Linked DNA regions of Homo sapiens: region 1 is linked to region 2. The links are chromatin loops, found by intact Hi-C in ENCODE. Cell type or tissue: lower leg skin. All regions are shown on one strand.

The links. A loop is a pair of places that touch in the nucleus more often than their neighbours do. Peaks named below come from ENCODE experiments on the same cell type or tissue, not always from the same donor. Only the 100,000 strongest peaks of a DNase experiment are listed, where the experiment ranks them.
Region 1: it touches region 2 in a loop (3-fold over the local background); 19 of 110 quality-filtered maps call a loop at or near these places.

Annotation. Positions count from the first base shown.
Region 1 is chr11:77,101,015-77,109,014 of GRCh38, reverse strand. All of the region lies in intron 3 of CAPN5 (calpain 5), which reads right to left. It overlaps OMP (olfactory marker protein), which reads right to left and starts at 6,175. Exons shown (of 1, transcript NM_006189.1): 1 at 5,684-6,175. The coding sequence starts at 6,175. The coding sequence ends at 5,684. In lower leg skin, no CTCF peak of the experiment used is centred here; no DNase peak of the experiment used is centred here.
Region 2 is chr11:76,718,008-76,726,007 of GRCh38, reverse strand. It overlaps the pseudogene GUCY2EP. Among named protein-coding and RNA genes, the nearest start is that of LRRC32, 51 kb to the right of the region's middle. RefSeq lists an enhancer at 3,782-4,373. In lower leg skin, no CTCF peak of the experiment used is centred here; a DNase peak (open chromatin) is centred at 4,047.

The sequences.
Region 1 (8,000 bases), 380 kb before region 2:
CAAACACCACCAAAAAGACACAGTCAACAAAACCCACACCATGGGAAACCCTACAGGACAAACGGCCCCATTTCTTTGATAGATAATTTACTAGGAAAAAATAAAAGATGAAAGAGCAATCAACCAATTGCAATTATGGACTTCTGTTTGGATCTCATTCAAACAAACCGTAAAACCTATGCATATTTATAGCACAAATTAGAAATTAGAACAATTACTGGATATTTGATGATATTAAGAGATTATTTTATAAGTTGGTATTATGGTTTTTTTTTTTTGAGCCCTTATCTTTCAGAGATGCATCCGGAAATATTTACAGATGAAATGAGATGCTGTCTGGGCAAAGTGCAGGGGTGTGTAGAGGAAATAAGACTAGCCATAGGCTGGCAAGTGTCAAAGTGAAGGGATGGGTGCGAGGAGTCCATCAGGCTGTGCTCGCTACCCTCTCGCTGTCTACAGTAGAAATTCCCCATCACCACGGACACCAGCCACCTGGCCCGGCAGTCCACGCTCTCAGCCTCATCCCTCCAACGCTCCCTCCTTCGGGTCCCATCTACCACAACCACCAAACACCCATGCCACTTCAAGCCACCTCCCCCACGCACATGTGGCTCCCTCTGCCTCCTTCCCTTGTCTCTTAGGGGCCAGCTGAGCAGCAGCTTTGAGGCACCTTCTGCTGAGCACCCCCCCAACAGTCAGGCAGCCCCTTTCCTGGCACCCCAGCATGGCTCTCTTTTCCCTGCCCACTGGGAGGAGCTCCTTGGGGACAGGGGCCAAGTCTGACTAATTCTCAGATCTCCAGCACCCAGCACAGGGCCTGGCCCAGCTCCAAAGCTGGCTGGAGTCTTCCTGGGAGGAAAATCCCCCACACTGGTCACAGGGCAGCCTTGACCGGCTGGTGACCTGTACACACTACTTAATACCACATTACCCACTGCGGTGCATGGCAGTGACTTCACTTTCAACGGGGCCACCTCTGAGTCTCAGTCTCCTCATCTACCTACACTACCTCCAGGGCTGTTATGAGAACTAAAGGAGACAGCCTTGGAGCTCTTTCATAAACTGTAGAGAGCTGTGCACACATGAGGGGTCATCTGTGTTGGTGTACACATGTGTGCCTTCACACAACAGTCTGAAAACCTCAGGGCTGGGAGGGAACTGAGATGACCTGGTCAACCTCCTTCCCAAGAGGAGAAAGGAGAAGCTCCCCATCACCTACTGCATGCTTACGAGGCTTTACTGACTTGGGCTGACCTGGCAGCAAGGCAAGGACTGGCAGGATCTGCCGCCTCCCTGATAACCCCCTGGGATGTGATCCACCAACGGCCACCCACGGCAGAATGGGCCCAGAAACCTCCGGGTCCCACCCATGGGTGCACCACAGCATCCCTGGCTCCTGGATTGTCCCTGGAGACTCCCACCTAGACCCAAGTGGCTGCTCTTAAATCTTCCCCGGGTAGTGGCAGACAGGACTCTCTGCCCAGCTGTGCGACAGAGTGGAGAAGGAGGGGGTCGGCAGCCCAGGGAGGGAAGCTGCTCAGGATCTGCCTGCAAGTGTGTGCGTGTGTGGAGGTGGTGTGTGCAGATGTGGGGCACAGGCAGGGAGCTTTTCACATTTCTGCCTGGGACCCCAGAGGGCCAGTGCGGAGCGTTTCTGAGCCACGCCGCCAGGGCTGTGGAATGGGGGCTACAGGGAGGTTTCCTGTATAACCCAAGCTGGGTAAGGTAAGCCACGGGCCTTTGTGAGTCCTCAAAACTAGTGGGTCCCTGGTCCTGAGTATCTGAGATTCCTCAGCTCTCAGCTTCTGATTCCAAGACTCTCAAACTCCCCGTTTCAGATGCCATGACTGCAGGAGGGCAGGAAAGTGGTGGGCACCCCCTGCCTTCTTGGGAGAGCAGAGCCCTGCTGCTCTCCACCGGAGACCAGGGTGTCGATGCACCACAGAGTGGCCACGGCAGGTCCTGTTCATGGGGTGGCTGAGACCGGGCAGGGACCCCCAGCCTTGGGGGAGTCCCCCTTCCCCCGGGCCTCCAGCTCCCCAGCAATCATGTGAAGGCTAATGGTCTCTGCTGGGCCGCTCTGAGGTGGCGATGGTGACGGAGGAGGACACACTCCCCCATGGCCGCTCTCTCGGACCACAGAGCCAGGCCAGGTTCCTGCCCACCCCTCCGCCCTGCGCCTGCTGCCATCGGCACTGGCCTAGGATGCCTCAGGCAACTCACTTCAGCTCTCCACAGGTTCTCCTGTACCCCCACCCACGGATAACTGAGAGAGGAGACCGTGTGTCTATGGTGATGGGGCAGTAACCATGGGCAAACTCAGGGAGGGAGGGTGACTGTGTGCAGGCTCCGGGAAGCTCGAGCACTTGGTGGACACTCGCCCATTTCACCCTCACAACAGCCTCGAGAGAGGTGCCATTGCTGGCCCCAACTCACAGATGAGGAACAAGCTCAGAGGTTGCCCAAGGCCATCCAGCTGGCAGGGCGGGGCTGGCTAGGTCGCTCACCACACTAGCTGCCTCTCTGGGCACAGAGCTCAGGGAAAGGCAGGTTTCTTTCCCTGTGGTTTCCAGGGAAAATGGGTCATTTGCCATTCCTGCACTCTGGGGATAGAGCCAGGCTTCTACTGCTGTCCTGAGGGTGGGAGGCTGGATTCCTCTGTCTCGGGCAACTCCAGGAGTGGCTGGAAGGCAAGCTTGGGGAGGGGGTGTCAGGGAGGCAGAGACCCCTGAGAGACCGGGGGTGGGGGTTGGGTGCGGGGCTGGGGAAGGGTTCTGCGCATGCTGTGAGGGGTGTGTGAAAGGGAAACCAGGGGGCAGCAGCTACTCTGAGGCGGGCATGAAAGGGGCTGTGTGACCCAGGAGAGTGGTGGGGTTGGATTTTGAAGCAGGGCTCATTCCAAAACAAAACCACTGGTGAGACCCCCAAGGCAGGGCTTGACTTGGTCTCCAGGAAAGAAGCCAGCCCAACCCGAGCCTGGGTTCTCAGGTGGGTGGGGCCCATCTCCCCGGTCCATCCCAGGGACCAGTGTCATGGGGCCAAAGGTCCACAGGCCAAGAGCCTGGCCCACCCACACCTGCTTCCAGCCCCTCCACGCCCTCTGTGACCTGGGCAGGAGGCCGCCTCCTCTGGGCCTCAGTTGTCCCTGTCCAAAAATGAGTGCGCTTCAGAGTGGTGATGAGGGAACAGAGCTGTGAGGAAGGATCAAGTGAGGCACTGAAGTCACGTGGCCTTGGGGCTACATCTTGCCCATGTCAGTCTAGCCCAGCACAGGTTTGACAATTCCTGGAGGGTGGGGCTGGAAGGACCTTCACAGAACCAAGCTGTTCACTCTGGAAGGCCTGAGTCTGGGAGGGGGTTGGGAGCTGCCTGAGGACACACAGCACATCAGTGACAGAAGCCAGACTAAACCCAGGCACAGGCCGGACCTCACCCCACCTCTCAAACTCTGCCCTTCCATCCACCCCCTGCCCAGTGGCCCTGCAAGGCAGGGAGACTCGAGATTGCACCTGGTTTGGTGCCTTCCTACCCCAAGCCCTCGGCGGCGCCCAGATGGCACCTCCCTCAGCACAGCTCTCTGCACACCCAACACGGAGGCAGCTCTGGGGCTACCAGAGAAACAGTCAGGGCCGGAGGCTCCTGGCCAGCCTCAGGAGATTCGGTGAAGCCCCTGATTATTCCAGGCCTCCTCCTTGGAAGGTGGCAAGGGCTGGGGGAGTGTGGGAAGTGGCCAGGGAGCAAGTGCTCGGGGCCGTGAGGGATTGTGAAAGGGATGGGGGCTGATGGCGAGACACTGCACACCACCGAGGCCAGGGCACAGGCTTTATTGGGGACCTGCAGCGGGCACAGCAGAGGGACTCAGGCCCCGGGACAGATAGGCTGGGGAGACAGGCAGTCGGGACTAAGAGGGTCCCCAGAGCTGCAGGAAGAGCTCAAGCAGAAGGGCAGGGCCACTGCACACGGTTCTGGCCTCCCCTCGTGCTCAGCAGGGCAGGCAATGGCCGAGACTTCTTCAAGCCTGTCCCGGAATGGGCCCCAGAGCTGTGAGTCAGAAAGGACCAGTGCTCAGCCCACAGACACTCTCCCACTCTCTCACCCACAGAATCTCAGCTCCAGCATGCTGCTCCAGCCTGCACACCTCCGAGGTGGGGCTCACCCTCCCGGCAGCCCCAGCCACAGGGGATGGCCCTGACCCTCTGGCCCTCAGTGCATCTGTTCCAGAGCCGCAAGTTCCTTGACAGCTTTGCTTCATGAGGGGAAATGTCTTGGACACATCCCTGACTGGCTGAGGACAAAACACAGGGCTGGCCTTAAGTCAGGGTGCTGGGGACAGTGGCTTAGCTGTACTTGGCTGATGTTAGGTGCAGGTCAGGCACTCCCCCAAAAGGGGGGGCTCTCTGGGACTGCGCAATGCGAAGGGGAATGAGGCTAAGAGTCAGAACTGAATCTGATGAAAATTGTGCCTCAGTTTCCCCATCTGTTTGGTGAGTGAGTTGCATCCAATGACCCCAGAGGTTACCATTCTGCCGTCACACCACTGCCGCCTGCAGCCCACTTGGGACTATCAGCCGTCGTAACTGCCCACCACGCCTTCGCCCTGCCCCCCTCAGCTGCATTGAAGAAGCCCAAGAAATGCCAACAGATGCTATGTCAGGACGAAGCACTTGCCTTCCCTGACCTGCAAGCTCTAAAGAGCCTGACTCCCCAGCAGGGGATACCTGAGGCCCTGGAGAATCCACTCTCTCCAGCTCCAACTTCCCTCAAGGCAAAGGGAACCCCCTTTACTAATCCACTCCCTGTTTCACTATCTGAACTGCAGTCTCCTAGCTCAGCAAGCCCCCAGGCCAAGGTCATCCGGACCAGGCCCCTGTTAAGAGCCATCCTTGAACCAGCAGCAATGATGAACAGATAATCTAAAACTGCACTTGTTCCTAGGGTAGGAATAGACCTCTAGAATACATCCATATGAATACAGCACACTCTGTCTCATGGATATGTGTGCGTAGAGACAGATCTCTGTGTAACCTCCCCCTTCACTTCTCCACCCTGAAGTCAGGCCCAGAAGAGCCACAGCTGGGCCTACACAGCCTCCAGGGTGCCAGCCACTCTCCACTGCCCAAATCCACCCCTGCAGCAACCCTGCCCCATATCCTGAGGGTTGTCGACGTGTTATGGGACCAGCAGCCCAGACACAGGCTCCGGCAAAGGGCACCAAGGCCAGGGAGCAGTGAATGCCGGCTTGCTGGACTCCCCGTGGAGACGCCCCATCATCTCTGTCTCCCTGACTCTGGAGGAAGTGGATGCTGGGTTTTTCAATCTCTGTCTCTGTGTCTCTCTTGGTCTTTCTCAGTCTCTCTCTCCCACAATGAAGCAGAGAGAAGGCAGATGGCCCTGGCCTCACTGTCCATGCACACTGGCCCCTAGTAGGCCTCTATCGTCTATAGCAATGCAGCAGCCAGTCCAGCTTCTAGGCTATGGAGCCTCAGAATCTTCTTCCTGTGAGCTGGAGTGCTGGCCCCAGGGAGAAGCAGAGGAGGAAAGGTGTGGGACTCAGGGGGCCTCTGGGCAAGCAGAGGACAGGCTGAGCAGCGAGAATAATGGCCCCAAAAATACAGGGGGGAAAGTGGCAGGGGCAGGGGAGAGCACAGGTGGGCTAGAGGAGAGCAGCAGCTGGCAGCTGCTGTCAGAGCTGGTTAAAAACCACGGAGGCCTTGAGGTTGGCGGGCTCCACACCCTCGCCAAAGGTGACGAGGAAGTACATGACCTTGCGGATCTTGGCCAGGTCCGACAGGCGCTCCCCAAACTCCAGGGCGTCGGCCTCATTCCAATCTATGGCATCCGAGTCCTCCTTGCGCCAGAAGATGGCAGTGGGGTCCAGCAGCTGGCGTGTCATGAGGTTGGTGAGGTCAGGCGTCCAGTTCTGCGAGGTGCCTGTGATGGTGACCTTGCCCGGCTTGTCCAGCACGACATTCCAGCGCTCGAACTGTAGCCGCTGCTGCTGGGTGAAGTTGAGGCGGTACACAGACTCCGCTGGCTGCAGCAGCTTCTCCCCATCCTGGCGCTTCTCCCCGCGCTGCTTCAGGCTCTCCACGCGTAGCCGCATCTGCCTGGTCAGGCCCTGGTCCAGGACCAGCGGCATGTCCAGCTGCGGCTGCTGCGGCCTGTCCTCCGCCATGGCCCAAGTGCTGCTGCCACCAACGCCAAGGACCCAAGTGGGCTGGAGCCTGGGGCCGTGGAGAGAAGAGGCCACCAAAGGGGGGCCCCACCTACTTTCTGCCCTTCCCTCTTCCCCTCCCTTTGCCACTGGCTCTTCCCAGCCCCACTCAGTTCTCAAAATGGGGTGTGTGTCAGGGGTGGGAGTCCCCATCTGCCTCCACTCCAGTCCCCGCAGAAGCGATAATGCAGGCCCTGCAGGCAGGCGGAAGGTGGCAGGTTCCTTGGGGACCAGGTCGCTGATGTCAATTGCTGTGGCAACCGCCCTGACTACCAGGGCTGGGCTGGGTGCTGGCTTGTTTGTGAAGATGAGAGCACTTCGTAAGTGCACTGATGGGGAGGGTGGTGGGGACCACTCCTCACTGGAGGTACACAGGAGAAGATGCAAGACCCGCAGGAGCAGGTGGAGAAGGCAGGACCAGAGAGGGCTTGGTGATTGGAGATCTGAAGTCACCTAAGTTAAACCTTGGAGCTACCCCTGACGCCCGCCTCCCTCTCACTCCTCCACACCCAATCACCAAAGCCTGTCGATTCTGCTTCCCAAACACCCCGGGACCCTTCCCCTCCAGTCCCATTGACAGGATCTCAGCCCAGCTACCGTATCTCTCACCCAGACCCGTGGTTCTCAAGACTTGAGTGAGCATCAGACTCACTCTCAGGACTTAACACACAGATTGCTGGACCCCCTCCCAGAACTCCTGGTTTATCAGGGCTCTGTGGGCCTGAGAATCTGCATTCCTAACCACCTCCCAGGTGACATGCTGCTGGGCCAGGGACTGTGCCTTGAGCATTACTGACCCGGATGACACTGATGGCTGGCTGTGCCGCAGCCCTGCACCATGGCCACAACAGGACAAGGCTTCACTTCTACCCAAATCCCACCACTTACTCCACCTGAATTAATCCTCAGTTTCCCCCAGGGGCCGAGGAAGAATCTGGCAAATGTTTATATCCCCAGGGCCCGGGGCGGAACCAGAAGCTCAGCCTTTATACTGGGGAAATGAAAGAACTGGAGTGTGAGTGGAGCCGGAGTTGGGGAGAGAGTGGGGATGGGAGTTGGGGAGCGGCCGTCGCCACAACACGCCACACACAGAAAAGAGGACAGAGTCAAGGCCAAGGTATCACAACGGAAAACAATCTGAAGGGTCTAGTGGACCACAAGCACGGTCAATTGTGAGATGGTGGCTAATCAATCAGTGGGATCCTGGGCTACCTGAACAGCAGAGGGGCACCAAGGGAGACAGAATACCCGGTCCTGTTAAAACCACACTGCAAGCCCTGGGGTCAGTTCTGGGGGTCATTGGCAGAAATTCCCCCAAGGGTATTTGAGAGAACCATACAGCTAGATGTCAAACTGCCTGATCCTCACAGAACCTTTTGCTTTGTAGCTGGAGGGGCAGGGGAGAGGGGAACAACTTGGCTAAGGAACTACCATGGGAGGCTTCCCTTTCCTCCACATGGGGGAGCTGTTTCTAACCTTCCCAGCACCACATTCTGCTTTTTATTTGTTGAGTTGCTCAGTTTTTGCCTGTGACACACAGTCCTGAGAGGGTAGGAAGTGTGTCTTGTCATTACTCTAGGCCAGCAACCAGAACGGGGCCTGCCACACAGAGGCCTCAGAAATGCTTGTTGAATGAATGAACGAATGATCGAATGAATGAATGAATGAACGGATGAATGAGTGAATGACACTGACAAGGGACAGGTGATGTGATGGACCACGGGACACAAGCCCAAGGCCAAGAGGAAGGTGGGCAGGTGGGGAGACAGTACACAGGTACTGGCCA
Region 2 (8,000 bases):
TCTTGGATTCAGTGGTTTGGAGCACCTAGTTTCTCCCAGGGGAGAAACACTCCCTCCAGAGAATGCAGTAATTTTTCCAATGAATTGAAAACTGAAACTATTGTGTGGCCATTTTGGGCTCCTCAGGACTCTGAATCAACGGACAGAGAAGGGAATCACTGTGTAAGCCCAAGTAATCAATCCCAATTATCACAAGGAAATATGGTTGTTGCCTTACAATGGGGACAGGGAGGACCACGACCAGAGCCCCATATACTAACTGGGGAGCCCTTTAATACTCCCTTGCTCAGTCCTGGTCAGTGGTAAAGGGGGTAACCCAATAAAGACCAGACACAGAGGCTTCAGATCCTTCCATCCATACTAACTAATGACACACCCATTCAGTGTGTTCTTTGACCACTGAAATTATGACAATTGTGTAGCAATACGAAAAACACTTCCACAGAGTTATAACATGGCATTATTACCCTTCTTTTTTTAATAGCACCTATCACTTTCAAACACTAAAAATATGTCTACTTACTTATTATGTTTATTTTTTGTTTACTAACACATCTTTCCCTGCCCTGCTAGAAAGTAAGCTCTGCGAGGGGCAAAAATCTTATTTTTTGTTCTTTTAAATTTGTTTGTTGGTTGATTTAGCTCAAGTGTTTAGAACAGTGTCTGAAACATGGAAGGGAGCAAGAGGGAAAACAGGAATTAGGGGTGGGAGGTCGGGGTGGATGGAAGCCTGGCCCCTTGGCAGAACCATGATGAGGACACTCAGTAAACATTTGTTGAATGAATAAAGTGACATGAAGAAAGCAAAAGACAGTAATCCCTTCACTAGGTTGCTATAAAGGTTAAATGAGATGGGTATGCATAACCCTAGCATAGAGTGGATGCTGAGTGCACCTAGTAAAAGCTAACTTTACCTAGATAGGAGAAAGCAAGCGGAAGAGGGAGGGGCTGGAGCCCATGGACTGAGGTCTCTATCTCCACTTAAGTGTTCACCCCAGAAAGGAGTGGCCTCTATTCTAGGTCTTATGTGAAGTGAAGTAAGTCCAGCACAGAAAGACAAATATTGGGTGTTCTCACTCATATGTGGGAGCTTAAAAAGTGGATCTCATGGAGGTAGAAGGTAGAATGATGGTTACCAGAGACTGGGAATGGAAGTGGGAAGAAGGGAAATGAAGAAAAATTGGTTAAAGGGTACACAAATACAGCTATGTAGAAGGAATAAGTTCTAGTGTTCGATACTGCAGCAGAGAAATTATAGTTCACAGTAATTTATTATATATTTCAAAATAGCTAGAGAGAAGAATTTTAATGTTCCCAACACAAAGAAAAGATAAATGTTTGAGGTGATGGATATTCCAGTTACCCTGACTTGATCATTACACATTGTATCCATGAGCAAAGCCCAGACCTACAGTCAGCCCTGCCGCTTACCAGCTCTGTGCCCTTGGTCAAATCACCTAACTTCTCTGGGCCATACTTTATAAGGTGAGGATAATAGTAATGCCTGTCTCCGTGGGTTGTGTGAATGGTGCCTAGCACAGGGACTGGCACACAGCAGAGGTTCAAATAAACTAAGGGTTTCTTTAGTGCTTGCCCATCCTTCCTCCTGGGAGCTGCCCCCAACCAGGTCTGGAGCTGTCCGGAGTGCTGAAGACCTCTCCTCTCTTTCTCCATCCCCCTCTATGTGTCTCTCTTTATTTTATTCCCTTCTTCCTTTCTGCTTGTGGCTCCCCAGAGCACTGGGGTCTGAACAGATCTAATTTTCCAAGTGCCTTATTCAGGCTCCTGAGAGGGACAGATAGGGAATGAGCCATGTAGGAGGCTCTTCCCAGGGAGCAGGGTCTGAAAGTCACAGGCAGAGGAGTGGTGAGCGTACAGGCTGTTGGGGGAAAGGACCCCCTCAGGCCAGAGTCTACTCTAAGAGCTTGACATCTAAGGACCCTGTTGCAGGAACCTTAGGGCCTACCAACAGGCAACAAGTCAGCTCCAACAATGCAGAGTTGCAGGTCCGTCTGTGGGGAGCTTGCTCGGGAAGAAGGTAAGAGGCACCAGGTTGAAGGACAGAAGGATGACCCTTGGCTGCAGGGGCTGCAGGGCCCCTGACTATGACAGGAATCCCCCATCCCCCTTCCCCAGGTTCCTGTCACCTTCCCTATTTTGGTCATTCATGTGTTAGTGCAGCTAAAGGCATCTTCAACTTTTGGAGATTATGGGGCTGTGGAGTTGACTAATTCGAGGAGCTTGGCTCTATGAGTCAAGCAGTCTGTGGCTAATCCTTGGGGCCCATCTCCCTGAGTCTAAAAATACAAATGGTCTCTCCCCAGGAGGGTGGCACATTAGTCTATTGTGCCCAGAGGTGGAGGCACTAGAGGCTCACACACTCTTGGGAGAAGGGTTGGGAGAGGAGATGTGGCCAGCCTAAGGGACAAAAACCACCTGTCTCTGGATTTTTGTAAACATGTAGAACATCAGACCTGAATGATCTTTGGAAACCTAAATGTCTAAGCCAAGCTCTCCCTGTACAGCTGGGAAAACTGAGGCACAGAACGGGTTGTAGACTCTGTCCCATAAATCAGTGGCAGAACTGGGATTAAAAGCAGCTCCTGCCTTGGCCCAGTGCTGGCCTGCTAAGATCTTCAGCCCTCTGTGAGCCCCTGCTGGCCATCCACTGCAGAGTTCTCCGGATACTGAGCATGGCCAGCAAGACCTCAGGCCAGGGGAGCCTGCTGCAGCTTTGTGGGACTGAGGGCTACCCATGCTCCTTTCTGTGCCTGTCTCCTTATCTGTACACAGAGGAATTGATTTAGAGGTTTATATCTCCAAGGATCCTTCAGCTCTGATGTTCCAGGTGTCAGTAAAAAGAGGTGATTTTTGCCTTTGGCTAGGAGGCAGGAAGCCAAGCTCTGGTCCAAGTTCAGTCCTAACATTTGATGAGACCTTGGACAAGTCACTGTCCCACCCAGAGCCACAGTTTCCTCCTCTGTAAAAGGGGGTAAAAAGTCCTTGTCAGGGCCTCTGGGCGTGGCTGTGTGTGCCTCTAGTCCCAGCTACTCAGGAGGCTGAGGCAAGAGAATTGCTTACCCGGGAGGTGGAGATTGTGGTAAGCTGAGATCGCGCCATTGCACTCCAGCCTGGGCAACAAGAGCGAAACTCCGTCTCAAGGAAAAAAAGAAAAAAAGAGAGTGGAATAGAAAAAGAGAAGAACAGAATTGAGCAGAATAAACTAAAATAGATAGGAATAACAGTAGTAACTATGAGACCGCATTGCAGGTAGCAAGGGTAAGTGGTTCTGAGAGATGTCCTTTAGGGTACTCAAGTTCTATACAGTCAGTCTCGTGAGTCTACCAAGGTAAAATGTATTTCTTACTGCAGGGCACAGTCTGCCTGACCTTGGCTGTACTCTGGGGACACAGGCAGGATCTGGCTGGGCCCCAGCCGTGAGCAGCCTGAGTCTGGTGGGAGACAGGTGTGTATGCAGGGCACAGGGGAGCCCAGAGGCTGGAGCTGCTGATCTGCTTGGAGATGTGGAGGGCTTCACAGAAGGGGTGACATTGGACAGGGCCTGATGATGAGAAATTGATTTTGGAGTGGAGCTGACGGGGAAAGGCATTCCAGGCAGAGGGCACTCCAGCTTGTGCAAAGGCGTGGAGGTAGCATGCCAGCAGGACCGGGAGAACGTCAACAGTTTGGCTCTGCATGGCCAGAGCCTGGCAGCAGTGGGTGGGGAGACCCTCAGACTCCTTCTCCACCCGTGCTGCGGGGGACTGAGCTCCAGCCACAGTGCTGGCTCTCAGGAGCCAGGAGGCAGAGGGGTGAGGGGCACACTCTCTGGAGTCAGACTGCAGGGAGTCCCACTGCCGCCCCCTCCACCCCATCCCGCACCCATGTGACCTCAGGCAAGTCACTAATCCTCTCTGTGCTATGGTTTCTTCACTAATGGCATGAAGCTGATCCACTGCAGATAGCAGGCTCAGGACCGTGCCTTCACACAGCGGCACAGCTTGCAGCCCGCGCTGGCGTTTCCCGTGAGGTGGCTTAGTCCTGAGCTGTGCGGAGCAGCTCCCCCGCGTGGCCAAATACAGAACAGCGCTTCCAACCCTCAAGAGAAAGGGCGTTTGGGAAGTCGGCCCAGCAGAGCAAATGGGACACAGGCCCAGCTTCTGTTTCCACTCAGTCCTCGTGGGCCTCTCTTTGAGGACCTCCCGCACTATCTAAGACATGGAGGGGGTGGGCTTGTGGCCCCCACAGTACGGGTCCCCAGAGGCTCAGCGGAAGCCAGGGCTGCAGGCCCTGAAGTCCATGTGATGAGGGGTCTTCAGGCTCCAGCAAGGAGACCCTCAGCCTTCCTGAGTTTTCTGCAAAAAGGGAGTGCAGTGAGAACCCAGGCCACATCCCAAACAAGTGGTGGCCCTTTTGTGGCTGCGATTGCCGTGCTGGTCAGGACCCAAGTGGGGAAGACGGAAAAGATGCAAAGGAAATCAAGTGTGGACCCCGACCTTGGCAAGGGCTCCCTTCTGTCCTGGGGCCTGGGGGTGAAATTGGCAGCTTTATTATTCAGGGCTACTTCTCTTACTAAGGTAGAGATGCATGTATCTGTGTCTACTTAGACCTTAAGGATGCCACCCAGGGCCAAGGTTAAGATTACAAGCCGATGATGATAAGCAAAATGCGGTCTATCATACAGTGAGTATTATGCAGCCACGAAAAGGAATGAAGTACTGACGTATGCTGCAATAAGGACGAACCTGGAAAGCATTACTCTAAGTCAAAGAAGCCAGACACAGGCCAGGCACGGTGGCTCACCCCTGTAATCCCAGCATTTTGAGAGGACCGGAGTGGGGGCGGGGTGGGTGGGTGGATCACGAGGTCAGGAGTTCGAGACTAACCTGACCAACGTGGTAAAACCCCATCTCTACTAAAAATACAAAAATTAACCAGAATACAAAAATTAGCCAGGTGTGCTGGCGGGTGCCTGTAATCCCAGCTACTCAGGAGGCTGAGGCAGGAGAATCTCTTGAACCCAGAGGGTGGAGTTTGCAGTGAGCTGAGTTCATGTCACTGCACTCCAGCCTGGGTGACAGAGTGAGACCCTGTCAAAAAAAAAGAAGAAGAAAAAAAAAAAGAAGCCACACACAAAGTACCATGTATTATGTGCATTTGTATGACATGTCCAGAATAGGCAAATCCATAGAGACAAAAAGCAGATTCATGGTTGACTGGAGTTGAGGGAGGGAGGAATGGGGAGCAACTGCTAATGGGTTTATTTCTGGGGTGATAAAAGCGTTCTATAATTCAATGGTGGTGATGGTTACATAACTTGGTGAATATACTAAAACCACTTTATTGTACATTTTTTAAAAGAATGAATTTTATATGTATCTCAATTTAAAAAAAATTCTTTAAAAAAGAAAAAAAAGGATTATAAGCTGGGAGCCAACCTGCCTGGGTTCAAATTCTAGCTGTACCACTGTGGTGGTTATGAGTCCTGAGCAGCTCCCCAACTGCTCCTCTAAAAAAATAGAGATAATGGTCAACATGCTTCTTAGTGCTGTTGCAACATTGAATGACAAAATGTTTGAGAAAGTTCTTTAGGACAACACAGAGAAAGCTGTCGACAGCCAAGTGTGTGGCTCACACCTGTAATCCCAGCTCTCTCAGAGGCCGAAGTGGGAGGATTGCTTGAACCCAGGAATGTGAGTCTGCAGTGAGCCATGATTGCACCACTGCACTCCAGCCTGGGCAACAGAGCAAGACCCTGTATCGGAAAAAGAAAGAAAGAAGAAAACTATCAATACATATTCACAATTGTCAGGGCCAGTGGAGTTGGGTAGGGCAGGACGTTGGTCAAAATGATTGGGCAGACAGGCCGGGAGGGCCATATTAATACAAATCTATCCTCCATTAAAGGGATGTTTTTCATCAGATCAAACTCAGATTTGGTGGCCTTGGCTGTTATTGTTATGGGGGGCAGATTAAAGGGAAATTCTACCTTTGCTAGGCCAGTGGGGATGGGGGTGGGGTGGCAGCAGAGCGGGTGCCCGGGAGTTCCGAGCAGCTCTCCAGGGCTAGAGAACTGTGGGCTTCAGGGCAGGCCACAGTGGAACTGGGCCTGCAAAGGTGACCCTGCCACCTCTGGCCCCAGTTGTGGTGCTGTGGATGCACTCGGCGGTGCTGGGGGGCTTGGAGATGACCACCCTGCTGAGCCGTGTGCCTGGGCCGAGGGCCTGGTGGATGGGAGATTAGTCTTCCTGCCCTATGACATGCTGCTCTTCTCCCTGTCCTACTGCAACCGCTCCTACCTGTCTCTCGGCACTGGTGGACCCCTGCAGGAGGCCTATGATGCAGTGCTCACCATCAGCCAGGAGTCTGGCCCCATAGACAAGGCCTTTGCTGCTGCCCGGCCTGATGGAGAGGCGGCTGCCCACCTTGAGCCAGAGCAGGTAGGTGTGCTCCTTGTGCAGACCCCGAATGCCTTGAGTGGGGGTCCGGGGCAGGGGTGCACGCGGTCAGGTAGGCATGCTCGTCGTGCAGACCCCGAATGCCTTGAGTGGGGGTCCGGGGCAGGGGTGCATGCGGTCAGGTAGGTATGCTCCTCGTGCAGACCCCGAATGCCTTGAGTGGGGGTCCGGGGCAGGGGTGCACACGCTCAGGTAGGTGTGCTCCTCGTGCAGACCCCGAATGCCTTGAGTGGGGGTCCGGGGCAGGGGTGCACGTGCTCAGGCCCATCTCCACCATGGGCACATGGCCTCTTTTTGACAAAGTATCTCTCTGCCTAGTCCCTGGGTGTGGTCAATCGCTTTCTCCTTCTTGTATGTGTATGTGTGTATGTATATGTATATGTATATGTATATGTATATGTATATGTGTACGTGTACGTGTACGTGTACGTGTACGTGTACGTGTACGTGTACGTGTATGTGTATGTGTATGTATATGTGTATGTGTATGTGTATGTATATGTATGTGTATATGTATATGTATATGTGTATGTATATGTATATGTATGTGTATATGTATATGTATATGTGTATGTATATGTATATGTATGTGTATATGTATATGTATATGTGTATGTATATGTATATGTGTATGTATATGTGTATGTATGTGTATATGTATATGTATATGTGTATGTATATGTATATGTATGTGTATATGTATATGTGTATGTATATGTATATGTATGTGTATATGTATATGTATATGTGTATGTGTATGTATATGTATATGTATGTGTATATGTATATGTATATGTGTATGTATATGTATATGTATGTGTATATGTATATGTATATGTGTATGTATATGTATATGTGTATGTATATGTGTATGTCTGCAGTAGTCCCCCTTATCCACTGGGGACATGTTCCCAGACCCCCAGCGGATGCCTGATGCCGTGGATGGTACTAAACTCTATATATGCTGCGTTTCCTATACCTACATACCTATAATAAAGTCTAATTTATAAATTAGGCACGGTAAGAGATTAACAACAATAACTAAATAATAAAATAGAACAATTATAACAATATATTGTAATATGAATTAGTGGATGTGGTCTTTCTGCCTCTTTCAAATTATCTTAATATTTTGAGACCCTGATTGACTGTGGGTAGCTGAAACCATGGAAAGAGAAATTGCAGATAAGGGGGGACTCCCGCATGTCTCTGTTCTTCCCCATATCACTCACCTTTTTGGCCTGCCTTGTCAGTGTTCCTCTGTGTCTCTTCTGCTTCTATTTATCTATCTCCAGCTCTCTCAGTCCCTGAAATTCTCATTTCTGGCCCAGCTGCTCTTTCTCTTATACACATTTCTCCTCTCCTGGCTCTGCATCTCTCTAGCAAATGACAAAGATCAGAAGGGGAAAGTGTTGGGAGCATGGGAGAGTGGGAGAGAGGGGAAGATTTTCTGTAGTCATTGCTGTGATTCTGAAGAGAGTTAGTGGTGGGGGACGCAGCTGCTGGCCTGGCTTGGCTTACAGGACTCAGTGAACTTGGGTC